2 separate regions of the Homo sapiens genome follow, and region 2 is linked to region 1. Evidence: chromatin loops called from intact Hi-C (ENCODE). Cell type or tissue: adrenal gland. All regions are shown on one strand. Links, peaks and the distances in the headings refer to the core of each region. The heading gives the core; the rest is flanking DNA. Region 1 overlaps LOC101928004 (a long non-coding RNA gene). Region 2 has its middle 13 kb from the start of RREB1.

Region 1 (4,397 bases), core at 200-4,199:
TGAATGGAACATTTGTTACTATTTAATTAGAACAGACGACGCAGCTATGTAAAATGGAAACTGCATTTAACATGTTAAGCATACACAGAATGACCCACTGCAACCTGCCTTCTTAATGGGCATCACCAAGTGACGTCCCCACCAGTCCCCACCGTGAACAGGGATGCCCTGATCATCAGCTGGTTAGACATACACCTAGAAGCATTTTGTAAAGTCAGCTATCAGAATTTAGTCATTAGAATGTACTAAAAACTAATCACGTACTTCAAGCAACATGGATAAAATAAAGTAAATCAACGATGTTTAGTGACAATAAGGCTAGACCCACCATAAAAATGTCAACAGATGGGGAGAATGTTAAGAGCAGAAAACTTGAGACAGATGATGCAAAAAGGCAGAAATGGGGAACTTGGGAGGAATTCTGCTTGTCTAGAGTCAGGATAAGAAGCTTTTGTACCATGTATGGTAGCAGTGGTGTCACTTTTTGGTCCAGCTGGAAAAATAAAAACAGATGCTAGACAGAGGGGGAACAGCAATGCGTGAGATTGCATCCATGACCTAAAGCCCGCCTGGTGTTATTGGGGTGGCCAGGGAGAGGCAAAAGGTGACAACAATGATAGTGTCAACAGCACAGAGTAACTGTGGCCCAAACACCTTTTTGATTGCCATCTATAAGGTGACTCCCCAGTTTCTCTTAGCCCTGAGCTTTCATATCTGCAGACCCATATATCCAAGTGTCTGTTTAAAACATCGGCATGGATAAGTGTTTTCAACCCAACATGTCCCAAACTAAACTCTCAATCTCATCAACAAACTTGCTCCTCCTCCAGGCTTCTGTCTCAGTGACATCCCTATCCCCTCCACCGCACATGCCAGAATCCCTGGAAGTAGCCCTAATTTTTCCCACTGTCTGTTCACCCCACCTCTGAGCCACCATTTTCACACTTCCTCTTCGTCCACGTCACCATCACTTGCATGGACTTCTATACTCCTACGTTGCCTTTTTGCTTCCATTCTCATCTCCACCCCTATAATCTGTTCTCTCCACGGCAGATAGAATAACCATTTTAAAACTTAAATCCAAAATCTTTCTGTGGCACTCAGGATAAATCCCAGCCTCTATGGGCTCACAGGGTCTGGCCTCTGCCGGCTTCTCATTTCTCCTGCAAATACTTCAACCTGCAATGAAAACTTTGCCTATGTGAGTTCCATTCCCAAGTTCTCTTGCATCTGCCAATTCACTCCAAAGAGAAATCAAGCTCCCTTTCAGGCTAAGATGCAAAATAGAGTTTGGCGTATCTCCTAAGGCCAAACTCCGAGCCAATCTTTTAAAATCTCTTGCCCATGTAAAAATTCTTGAAAAGCAATCTCGATTCCCGGCCAGACTCCCTGCCCACGTGTTCCCCACCCGCGTCCCCACAGCTCCGTCCGCCTGCTCTGGTCAACACCACAGCTGGGCCCTGCCCCTTCGGAAGCTGATGCTCCAGCGAGGGCAGTGGATTTATGGTGCAAGGTTACTTGGCGCGTAAATCTGGGCCTCAGGAATCAAGGGCTGTGACATTTTTACAGCCTCCTCCTCCAAGCCCCTGCACGGACATGAGGCAACTGGAGGGAAGAACATCTGGTTTCATTTTTTTTATTCACGGCCACAGCTCCCATCTGACAATATTCTGGATCTCGCCAGAGTTCTGGTCCCGGCTGAATGAGAGGCGAGGCCGTGCTCTGCAAGAGATCTCGTTTTTCTGCCTCACCATGGTGTAAGGAAGCCACCAGGAATTAAAAATGGCACCACCATCACACTGAAAGCATTTGCTCGAGTCCTGGGCTGGGCGGCCACCTGCCAACTTGCTGGAAGTTAAGAAAGGGCATTTCTGAGGGAGGCAGGAGGCGGCTCCGGGCCTCTGTTGCAACAGGGGCTGATGCCGGGGGCTTGCACAGTGCATGCTGGGACTTGTAGTCTCCGCGGGCAAGATGGCCGCTGGGTCCTCAGGGCAGGACACAGGGGCTCCTCATCACCCGTTCCTGTGATCTCAGACACAGCCTGCCACAGCAATGACTGCCATGGCCATAGGTCACCTTGGGAGAGTGCATGCAGAAACACATATCAACCGCTCGACTCTACGCCCAAAGATAAGCCGCTGATTAGGTGCGCCTTTCTGGACATGACTTGTCTCAGTTTCCACATGGCCCAGAGCCCCGCCTCATGACAAGCGGCTTCCTTTTCATCTGATTGAGAACTCCAGACTGGAGCAACTTCAGAAAAACGTGCCCCTCTCTGCTGTCCAACCAGCAGGGATGATTAGAACAATCAGAAAGAGGTCCCTCGGAGGAATGTTCCCCTGCAGTGAACGGAGCACCAGATCCCCTGTCCCTAATCACTGTGTGTGGCTCTGATCAGACCCAGTGAGGGAAACGGTAACTCATCATCTGTTTCCTCAACTACGCATTCGCCTGAATGTCCCAGTAAAGAAAGAAAGCAAAGCAAAGTCCAAGCAGGGCATGGTGCCATGACCCTGTGAGAAGGCACCCTGATCTGCCCTGGGGGCTCCAGTCCACTTTCTTGCCAGGACTTTGAATGCAGACTCTAAGTCACCCCAGCTCAACATCCTTCAGCAGTCCTCACAGCCTAGTAGATAAACTCCTTTCTACACATTTGCTTTTATGGCTCTATCTCATTACTTTCTCATTCTCGTCCTCAATCCTAGTCAAGAGGGTATTTGCCAATGCTTATAGTGACCTTTTACTGAGCACTTACTAAATGCTATGAGCTTTGCTAAGCATTTACACCCATTATCCCATTTAATCCTATATTAATCCATAAGGTAGTTGCCGTTATGCCCATTTTTCAGATGATGAAACTGAGGCACAGAAGTTAAAGTCTTCACACTATCTACCACCATCAAACCTGCAATCAAGCAGATAGTTCTTTGAGGCAACCATGTAGTCAGTCACCACAGGACATGCATAATCACCTACCTCCAAAGGCCCCCAACATTTGCCTGGAAACATTTCTAAGTGCCCTCTCCCACACTCTGCTCCCACCCTTTAATCCTGTGGCCACTCTCCACAACTCCCTTTGCCTAAGTGATCTCATCTATATTCATAGCTTTCACACTTACGACCTCCAGATTAATCCCAGATTCGTATGTACAACTGCCTATTTGAAATGTCTACTTCACTGTACCAAGGCATCTCACATGTAGCATGTCCTGACCATACCCTTCCTCCTATAGATTGCAACTCTTCTAGATTCCTCCCAGCTAAGACTAATTACAAGCAGTGTCCGAAGCCTATCAATTCCAGCACCCTAATGGCTTTTAAATCTGTGCCCTGTTCTCACTGCTTTAGGGTTAGATTACAACCCCTTTTCCTTTTCACCTGATTCATAAAATAACCTCTTATTTTGGAACCTCCACAAACATCTTAAATTGCATCTGCAAGTTCTCTAGCACACCTTCTTTCAAAGGGTGGAGTCTAATTCCCTTACCTTGAGCGTGAGCTAGACATAACAGCTCTCCTCTACCAAATAGAAGATGACAATACGTCATTTCTGAGGTCAGATCACAAAACACATTGCCACTTTCACCACTTTCTCAGATCATTCTTACCTTATTCTGGGGTGAGCCAGCTGCCATGTCATGAGACTACTCAAGCAGCCTATGGCAGGGTTGATGTGGAAGGAACTGGATGTATCTACAAACAGCAATCACCAACTTGGCAGCTATGAGAGTGAGCCACTTGGAAATGGTCTGCTTGCTCCAGCCATGCCTTCCAGTGCCTGTGACCCCAGCCTGCACCTTCATGGCAACCTCCTGGGAGACCCTTAACCAAAACCTCTCAGCTAAGCAGCTCCAGAAATCCTGATCTCCACCCTGCCACACACACAACCAAATGTGCTGTTGTTTGAAGGCATTATGTTTTGAAGTAATTTAGTGTGCATGATAAGTTAAACCCTTATCCCGTTCCCCACTTATCACAGCCAAAGCTGTATTTTTAAAATGCAAGTGTGATTATGTCATTCCCCTACTTAAAATTCTTTTATGACTCTCCATCACCTACAGGCTAACTGTGAAACTCATTAAGACAGCATCCAAGTTCTTCAGCATCTGGCCTCTTTGGCTTCAACTCTCAAGAGCTCACTGAAGGACTCTTCTCTGGCAGGCCATGATTTGTTTTATATCCGATACCCCTTCTCTCAGATACTGCTTGAAGTGTTAGATCACACTAAGAGTTATAGGTAATTTTTATCAGTACACGCATGAACATCTACGAGGGCACTGCCCACTCCTGTCCTAAGCAATAGAACAGTACTGAGCTAGGAGGAGGCAGTCAGGAAGTAATTTTCATGCAAGAGAGAATGCAATTGATAGGGAAGTTATCTAAGACTGATTTAAATA
Region 2 (4,397 bases), core at 252-4,251, 360 kb after region 1:
CCAGGGAGTCGGAGGTTGCAGTGAGCTGAGATCACGCCACTGGGCGACAGAGTGAGACTTCGTCTCAAGAAGAAAAAAAAAGTGGTACTAATTGTACCTCCTTTATAGGATTATGATGAGATATTTTATGCAAAGTGCTTAGCATGTCTTATACCCAATAAGGGATCAATAAAGTGAAGCTTTTCTTATACTGAGGCTCTTAATTAATTCTGTCTGTAAATATGTTTTTTCCTAGTTTGTAATTTCCATTTTAATTTAACCTGTAGTAGTATGTCTAGAATTATGTAAATGAAAATACATATCTTTTCTTTTGTGGTTTATTTCTTTTTCCTCAAAAACGCTTCCACACCCTCAAAGATCAGATAGATATTTACCTACTTTTGTTCTGGTTCCTTTTTTTTTTTTTTTTTTTTTTTTTTTTAGAAGGAGTCTTACTCTGCCTGCCACCCAGGCTGGAGTGCAGTGGTGTGATCTTGGCTCACTGCAACCTTTGCCTCCTGGATTCAAGTGATTCTCCTGCCTCAGCCTCCCGAGTAGCTGGGATTACAGGCACCCGCCACCACGCCCAGCTAATTTTTGTATTTTTAGTAGAGACGGGGTTTCATCATGTTGGCCAGGCTGGTCTGGAACTCCTGACCTCAGGTGATTCGCCTGCCTCAGCCTCCCAAAGTGCTGGGATTACATGCGTGAGCCACGGTGCCCGGCCTGTTCTGGTTCTTTAATCATTTCATATTTTACATTTAGCTCTTTAATCCACTTGGAGTAACTGTTTTGTTTTTGTGAGAGGGTCTGGCTCTGTCACCCAGACTGGAATGCAGTGGCACAATCTCAGCTCACTGCAGCCTCCATCTCCTGGCTTAAGACATTCTCCCACCTCAGCCTCCTGAGTAGCTGGGACTACAGGTGTGCACCACCATACTTGGCTAATTCTGTGTTGTTGTTGTTGCTGTTGTTGTTGTTGTTGTTGTTGTTGAGATGGAGTCTCACTGTGACATCCAGGCTGGACTGGAGTGCAATGGCCTGATTCTGACTCGCTGAAACCTCTGCCTCCCAGGTTCAAGTGATTCTCCTGCCTCAGCCTCCCAAGTAGCTGGGACTACAGGCATGCACCACCATGCCTGGCTAATTTTTGTATTTTTAGTACAGACATGGTTTCACCATATTGGCCAGGCTGGTCTCGAACTCTTGACCTCAAATGATCCACCCGCCTCTGCCTCCCAAAGTGCTAGGATTGTATCTCTGATAGAGATGGGGTTTTGCCACGTTGCCCAGGCTGGTCTTGAACCCATGAGCTCAAGTAGTCCTCCCGCCTCAGCTTCCCAAAGTGCTGGGATTACAGGAGTGAGCCACCGTGCCTGGCCTGGAGTAAGTTTTTTTGTTTTTTCTTTTATTCTTTTTGAAATGAAGTTTTGCTCTTGTTGCCCAGGCTGGAGTGTAGTGGCATGATCGCAGCTCACTGCAACCTCTGCCTCTCAGGTTCAAGCGATTCTCCTGTCTCAGCCTCCCGAGTAGCTGGGATTACAGGTGCCTGCCACCACGCCTGGCTAATTTTTGGTATTTTTAGTAGAGACAGGGTTTCACTATGTTGGCCAGGCTTGTCTGGAACTCCTGACCTCATGATCTGCCTGTCTCGGCCTCCCAAAGTACTGGGATTACAGGCATGAGCCACTGCACCCAGCCATAAGTTTTAATCTTTAGTGCAAAGTGGGTATTTGGTGTGAATTTTTTTCCTCTAAAATTGTTCCACATATATTGACTAATTTTATTCTTTCCCCCACTGATATGAAGTGCATTTTACCATACACCAAACGCTTCTAGGTTTTCTGTTTGATCCCATTGCTCCATCTGTTGTTGCACCAGCACTGTACCCTAGTATATGGTATGTGTACAATATGTACATTCTAGACTTATCACAGGATTAATATCTGGAAGCATTCATCCCCTCTCCCCTCAACACCATCTATTGTTCTCAGAATTTACGGACTTGGATTACAGCCTGATCAGGATTTAAATTTTTCTGTCATTCCATACAGTGCACAGAAAGAACCTGGGCTGTAGACTCAGAGGACTTGGATTCCAATCCTGGCTCCACCACTTAGCAGCTGTTTAAATTGTGCATGTTATTCTCTGTAAACCTCGGGTTCTTTATTGAAATAATCCTGTGAAAATCAGCACTTAACCCAAGTTCCTCTGAAATAATGGGACCAAATCGACAAACCATGGAGTCACATCACTCAGGTTTACATATTTCTGCAAAATAAGCCATTGTTGGCCGGGCGCAGTGGCTCATGCCTGTAATCCCAGCACTTTAGGAGGCCAAGGTGGGTGGCTCCTTGAGCTCACCTTGAGCTCAGGAGTTTAAGACCAGCCTGGGCAACATAGTGAAACCCTGTCTCTACCAAAAATACAAAAAATTAACCTGTTGTGGTGGCACGTACCTGTAGTCCCAACTACTTGGGAGGCTGAGGCAGGAGAATTGCTTGAACCCAGGAGGCGGATGTTGCAGTGAGCTGAGATCATGCCACTGCACTCCAGCCTGGGCAATAGAGTAAGACTTGGTCTCAAAAAAAAAAAAAAAAAAAAGGCAATTTGATGTAACCTTAACACTTTTATTGGTTTAAAGTACATGTATTTGATTGCAAAATATGACTATTAAGCAGCTCATTTTCTTTTTCTTCCTTTTTTTTTTCTTTTGTATAAATGTAGGGGGTACATACAAGTGCAGTTTTGATATAGGGAAATATTGCATAGTGGTGAACTCTGGGCTTTTAGTGTAACCATTGCCCAAATAGTGTACATTGTATCCATTAAGGAATTTCTCATTCCTCACTCCCCTCCCACCCTTCTGGGTCTCCAGTATCTATTATTCCACACTTTACGTTTGTGTATACACATTATTTAGCTTCTGCTTATAAGTGAGAACAAAACATCTAATTTAAAAATATATAATATGAAGGGCTGGTGCAGTGGTTCATGCCTGTAATCCAAGCACTTTGGGAGGCCAAGGTGGGAGGATCACTTGAGGCTAGGAGTTTGAGATCAGCCTGGGCAATATAGCGAGACCCCTTCTCTATAAAAAATTTAAAAATTAGCCAGATGTAGTGGTGCATGCCTGTATTCCTAGCTACTTGGGAGACTGAGGCAGGAGGATTGCTTGAGTCCAGGCATTTGAGGCTGTAGCTGGCTATGATCAGGCTACTGCACTACAGCCTGTGTGACAGAGTGGAACCCCATCTCTGAAAAAAATATATATGCACAAACATATTTTGCATATATATGTACATATATTAGATATATACATATGTATACACATTATATGTGTGCATGTTGCATACATGTATCTTTCACATGCATACATATTTTATATATGTATTATAATACACTATAATACATCTACATGTATATACAAGGTGTATGTATTTGTATGCTTATGTACGTAGTATATATACAATTATGTACATAGTATATATACATATTATATATATACACTAAAAAAGTATATATACATATTATATATATACACTAAAAAAGTGTATATACGATACTTTTTTTTTGTTTTTTGTTTTTGAGATGGGGTCTCGCTCTGTCACCAGGCTGGAGTGCAGTGGTGATCTCTGCTCGCTGCAACTTCTGCCTTCTGGCTCAAGTGATTCTCCTGCCTCAGCCTCCCAAGTAGCTGGGACTACAGGCATGTGCCACCGCACCCAGCTAATTTTTGTATTTTTAGTAGAGACAGGGTTTCACCATGTTGGCCAGGATGGTCTCGATCTCTTGACCTCCTGATCTGCCCGCCTCGGCCTCCCCAAAGTACTAGGATTACAGGCATGAGCTGCCATGCCCAGCCTTACAATACTTTGTATACTATATACACTATAAAAAAAGTATATATACAATACTATGTATACTATATCTGCATCCTGCCTGGCCAAACAGCTGAGATTTTATTTCTTCACAGTTCTGGGGGCTGGAAGTCCAAAATCAAGGTGTGGACAGGGTTGTCCATCTCCTGAGGCCTCTCTTTTTGGCTTGCAGATGGTTGTCTTCTGTGCCCTTATGTGGTCGTCCCTTTTTTATTTATTGATTTATTTATTTTTTTGAGATGGAGTCTCACACTGTCACCTGGGCTAGAGTGCAGTGGCACGATCTCAGCTCGCTGCAACCTCCGCTTCCCGGGTTCAAGCGATTCTCCTGCCTCAGCCTCCCGATTAGCTGGGATTACAGGCACACACTGCCACACCCAGCTAATTTTTTGTATTTTTAGTAGAGACAGGGTTTCACCGTGTTAGCCAGGATGGTCTCGATCTCCTGACCTCGTGATCTGCTCCTCGTGGCCTCCCAAATCACGCCTGGGATTACAGGCATGAGCCACCGCGCCTGGCCGTCCCTTATTTTTGTAT

Evidence for each region. Hi-C counts contacts between places; a loop is a spot of excess contacts. Peaks named below come from ENCODE experiments on the same cell type or tissue, not always from the same donor. Only the 100,000 strongest peaks of a DNase experiment are listed, where the experiment ranks them.
Region 2: a loop joins it to region 1, with 2.1 times the contacts of the local background. A loop is called at or near these places in 20 of 110 quality-filtered maps.

The regions. Positions count from the first base shown.
Region 1 is chr6:6,735,422-6,739,818 of GRCh38, forward strand. The region is part of intron 2 of LOC101928004 (a long non-coding RNA gene); the gene reads right to left. Among named protein-coding and RNA genes, the nearest start is that of LY86-AS1, 110 kb to the left of the region's middle. In adrenal gland, for the core only: no CTCF peak of the experiment used is centred there; a DNase peak (open chromatin) is centred at 1,840; H3K4me3 peaks cover 1,192 bases; H3K27ac peaks cover 1,577 bases.
Region 2 is chr6:7,093,178-7,097,574 of GRCh38, forward strand. No RefSeq gene overlaps it. Among named protein-coding and RNA genes, the nearest start is that of RREB1, 13 kb to the right of the region's middle. In adrenal gland, for the core only: no CTCF peak of the experiment used is centred there; no DNase peak of the experiment used is centred there.